Regions from separate parts of the Homo sapiens genome. Here region 2 is linked to region 1. Evidence: chromatin loops called from intact Hi-C (ENCODE). Cell type or tissue: psoas muscle. All regions are shown on one strand.

What was found. Peaks named below come from ENCODE experiments on the same cell type or tissue, not always from the same donor. Only the 100,000 strongest peaks of a DNase experiment are listed, where the experiment ranks them.
Region 2: a loop joins it to region 1, with 2.1 times the contacts of the local background. A loop is called at or near these places in 1 of 110 quality-filtered maps.

The regions. Positions count from the first base shown.
Region 1 is chr4:78,068,958-78,071,457 of GRCh38, reverse strand. All of the region lies in intron 2 of FRAS1 (Fraser extracellular matrix complex subunit 1), which reads right to left. LOC107986293 (a long non-coding RNA gene) reads right to left here. Exons shown (of 2, transcript XR_001741746.1): 2 at 1-996. Among named protein-coding and RNA genes, the nearest start is that of FRAS1, 13 kb to the right of the region's middle. In psoas muscle, no CTCF peak of the experiment used is centred here; a DNase peak (open chromatin) is centred at 1,417; H3K4me3 peaks cover 579 bases; H3K27ac peaks cover 1,233 bases.
Region 2 is chr4:78,263,496-78,265,995 of GRCh38, reverse strand. FRAS1 (Fraser extracellular matrix complex subunit 1) reads right to left here. Exons shown (of 74, transcript NM_025074.7): 7 at 888-971. Among named protein-coding and RNA genes, the nearest start is that of SNORD161, 24 kb to the left of the region's middle. In psoas muscle, no CTCF peak of the experiment used is centred here; no DNase peak of the experiment used is centred here.

The DNA of each region.
Region 1 (2,500 bases):
AACCTGAACCAAGACCCTGGACTCTATAACTCACTCATTTCTACTCCGACATCTTGTTACCACCTGAATGATGTGAGTACGTGTTCCTTGCAGGGACAGTTCTGGGTTCTTTCACAAGTATGTTCTCAGTTAACTGTCACATCAAACCTAGGAGAAATATAATCCCAATTAAGTAGATAATGAAAGTGACACCTGGCTGTATAAAGTATTATATCTGAGACCACACAGCATGTATGTAGTGGTGCCAAGATTCAAACTCCAAAGCCTGGATTTTCCTGCAGTGTTATATATAGTCAACATTCCACATTTTTAAATTATCCTTGAAAAATATTCTTTCAAATTTGCTAAGAGTTAGTGCCTTGTGATTCACTTTGTCAGCATTTCTCAGCAAAAGTATCCCAAGTAGGAAAATCCCAACACTTAACACTTTTGATCCAGGGAAGAAGAGTCATTTATCCAACCTTGCCAGTCGTCACTGCTATAGAACAACAATAATAGCAGCCAACCTTTATTGAGCACTGTAAGTCACAGCACTGGACGAGTTGCTTCATGTTCATCTCCTTTAAGCTTCACAACAGTCCTGAGAAGTAAATAGTTCATCTCCATTTCACAGACAGAAAAATTGAAGTGAAGAGTCAAGTCATTGATCCCAGGAAGAACTTTCAAAAGGATATGTGTTTGCTTGTGGTGATGCAAAAGGAGAGTTTTTTCAATACTTGATATAGTTGGAAAAGAACAGAAGGTGTGTGAAAACTTTGAAATGAAAAATTAATTTTCCTCCTCACACTGGACATCACAGTTAAACCTATTACCTAGGTAGTTTCCCTCTGATGGATTCCTGATTTAACAGTCACGCTGTGTTCCACAAGGGCTGACTTTAGAGAAAGTCTTGTGAGCCCAGGGGTGCATGGGTATTATGGAGTAAGAAACACACCCCAAAATAGATTATTCAGTGTTTTTCAAGTTATTTTTAGTCCCTTCTGGTCATTTCTTACTCTAGGAATAAAAAGAAGAGAAAGTTACAGAAGATTGTTAAAGAAAAGAGAAGGGAGAGAGCTGAAATCAGTCCATAATTTAGAGATGGCTACACATGCTTGGGACTTAATCACCCAGGATGTCACTGCAAGTCCAAACAGCTGTCAAAAATTGGGGAAACACAACACAATACAAAGTGGGGGGAGGTATATATATATATATATATACACTTATATACATATATACACATATATAAACATATATAGTACATAATACACTGTACATTGTATGTTTTTAAGATGACATGCCTGTCTAAACATGTTTTGCATCACATAGTGAATCTGGTGCACGCCAGTGCAGGACAGCCTCAGTTAAATGGGAAGGGGTTAGCCAGGGACAGCTGGCTTTAGCAGGAGGTCAGGGACAGAGACTGGCAGAGACAACTGCATGGCAGTTGCGGCAGGGAGGGGGTGGGCATATGGGACCGAAGGTGGTGAAGTAAGCTAGTTGTGTTCAGAGACAACAAGTGGACTGACTTGGTTGTGAGAAATAGAATGCTTGATCAAATGACTTAAGAATAAGAACCAGGTTTGAACTCTCTTTTCCACTAGGACTTACTATGTAACTTTGGACAATTGACTACTTCCTGAGCCTCAACTTCCTTATCTGTAAAGTAAGTTAAAAAAAAAAAAAAAACTATTTCCTGGGTTTGTTGAGTATTAAATATATAGTAGGTGCTTAACAACTGGCCCTTCCTCTTGTTCTTCTTGGTTGCTAAGGAGAAATTGTGTTATGGCAGAAAAGCACATGCCATGCATTGCACCTGGGTGTCTTTCCCATATTATCGTCTTTGCAACAACCCTCAGGAGAGGCTTTCTTTGTCCTCATTTCACATCGGGGCAATAAGAGGTTCCAGAGATGATGTAACTTGCCCTATGTCACAGAGCTGGTTTGTAACAGAAGAGGAAGGGTCAAAACCAGGTGTGTCTGACCGCCAGGGCCATGACTGTTCCACTGTATCTGGCAGCTTCCTAAGCAATGAGTGAAGAGATTGAAAGGAATCAGTGAGAGGAATCCTCACAAGACAGGCTGAGAGTTAGCGTAATACTAGCAGCAAGTGCCTAAATCCATGCTCTCATTTGCTTGATATGCTTTATGAACTCTGGGTGAAGCTGAGGCTTTGCCATTTTCAACCAGAATAACCTACTTCTGGTTACTCACCTGGGAGATGAACAAACCTAAAGAATTTAACATCCCTGCCCCAGTTTCCTCATCCATAAAATGGACAGTCTGGACTAAGAGATTTCTCAAGTCACTTCTACCTCTAAAACAGTGAGCATGTGGGTAAAATTACAAAGTTTGGAACAGGGACACCAATCACTATTCTCAGAGCCAGCTCTTGAAAATGACGCCTCTTACACTAGAAGCCTTTGTCACCCAAAAAGTTGTATAATCAGAGAATCCTAGAATCATATAGTAATGTTCTTGAACCCTTCAATTCAAAATACATGAACATACATTCACT
Region 2 (2,500 bases), 190 kb before region 1:
ATATAATGCAAGCCACATATGTGGCCACTGTGTCAGGCAGCACAGATCTAGCACATATAAAAATCCTTCCCAATTAGTTATTTTCATTCAGATTTCAAGTGACCTGCCTAGAATTTGTGAGGCACCTATCCCCTAATACTTAGTTTCAGATTTTCTACTGAGAGTCATGACCCCAATTTCTATTTAGTCTTTTTTAGAGTGGCTGGCGAGTAAGGGAAGTAATTGAGTTTATTTTTTTATGTGTTCTTTGCTTTTGAGTAATGTAACCTTTTTCTGGACCAGCTAGGCACTCCCAAGACAGAACATTCACTCATTCATTCATCCATTCATTCAATTTGTTAAACTCATCTTTATTTGATGCTTACTACATGTTAGGCACATCGTTATCCAGGCTATCCAATAGTACTTTTGAGTTTGCAGGTTCTACCACCAACAGCCTCTCGCCTCCCTTCCCTCTGTCTTCTACCACCGCCAGGTTTTCCCCAGTGTAAGATGGCAGGGGTGTGAGGGGACGGTCTCCAGATGTCAATGCATAAAATCCAACCAAAGCAGAAAAACATCCACAGAGCCTCAAAGCTAAATGTAAACTGATGGTAATCAATAATAGCCCTTTTTTTCCCCCTCAAGACATGTGAACAGTAAGTTCACCAAGGTTCTTAAACTAGGTTCTGCTTGCCAGCACATTCCTTTATATTTCTAATCCTCTTCAACTTAATTTTTTCCTACAAGTTTTCTGTGAAGAGAAGAGAAAAGCTGTTTATGTACTGAGTTACTATTCCTGGCAGAGTCAGACATGAGGGTGGTGACTTATGGTGGCTGGAGTGGGTGGAGGGCAGATGTGTGAGAACGGATGTCAAAACACCTACATGGGGAGCATGAAAGCTTACCTCGTATACTTGGCCAGCTGCAGAGCAGGATCTTGCAGAGCACTGCGGGCAACATTTTCCAGGGACTCGGACTACAGTCTCATCCTTAACACGCAGAACAGGAACAATCCATCACAAAGTGATATTAATAAGATCCACAACAGCAGGAAAATTTCATTCACAGCCAACTAAATCATGCCCCCAAGCATCTATAACAGCACTTGCCTCTCATTTAACATTTCTTAGTCACCTGGGACTCTGATAAGAATGAACAATTCCAAGGTCAGTGTGCCCTTAAGAAGTTTGCACATGCCTCAAGTCCTGTCTTATTTTAAAAACAAAGAAAAGCACAAATAACAATAATAATGGTTCTTGGTGTCTTCCAGGCACTGTTCTAAGTGCTTCACATGACCCTATGAGTAGATGCTCTTATCCTTGCTTTACAAAAGAGAATAGTAAAGACCAGAGAGGTGTGTAACTTGCCCAAGGTCACACAGCTAACTTGGTAATGGTAACTGGTTGGCAGCAGGACTTCTGAGTACCAACCATACCAACATTTAAGAACATTGATACTCCTGCTGAATCATCCTGAAACTCAAAAGTGAAGGTATCCTTCCTTTGATAAGCTACTTCACTATTATTTTGCATATATAAATGTATAAATTTATTTACATGAATGGACACATATTTATATGTGCATTGGAGAGGTCTTTCACATGAAAAAAAATCACTCATATCTCTAGGTATCTGGGAATAAGCCAGTGCAGAGAAATGTGGGTGACAGATTAAATGCCCAAAGAACCCTTTCCCAGCTACTCTATGTCCCTACATTCTCACCTCTGCCACAACCACCACTCCCAGAATATCAGACTATTTGTCTCTGCTGCCCTAAGAAGAATTTTCTTTCTTTAATTTTCATTAATGCCAAAGAGTCAGCCTCTCACTTTGACTTATCACTACAGCCTTCTTCAATGTCAGGAAAGGAGACATGAAAGGCAGAGGAAATGGTGAGAACAAACCAAGTGTCAATAACTAAGAAGTGGTAGATCTTATACAGAAGATAAATCTGGAACAGTTGTCTTCACTTTCTCTTATGAGGAGTAGAAAACACAATTTTATTGTCATTGTTACTCTGGTATTCATGCTGCAAGAACAAGAAGGCCAGTCTACTTGGGAGGGGTGGAGTCACAGAACTTTTAATTTTTCGTGGAAAACCCCAGTCATACCTCAGCAATTCTTTAACCCCATTATATATGATCAGTTGTATTCATGTATTACTACCTAACTGGGATTTATTTCAAATGCCTGAACCACTAGAATTAAATTGACAACTATTTTCTCTGTTTTAGGTTGTTTTATTTCTTTATTTTTCTATATGCAAAGTATTATGACCACTGATTGTTTAATGGAATATGTGGAAATTGAACTTGCACTGAAATCATTTAGTGTTTCTTGACTACAGACAGATCTCTTCAGCTTAATAAGCTTTCAGTGAGAAAATGAAGGTTAGCTGATGTTACACTATTCAGCAACTTTATTATAATAAACAAATGAACTAAGCCTTACACAATGTCAGACAAACAGGAAACAAATGTCAAAATCACAAATCTTGAATAGGCATAGAGTTAGCATCA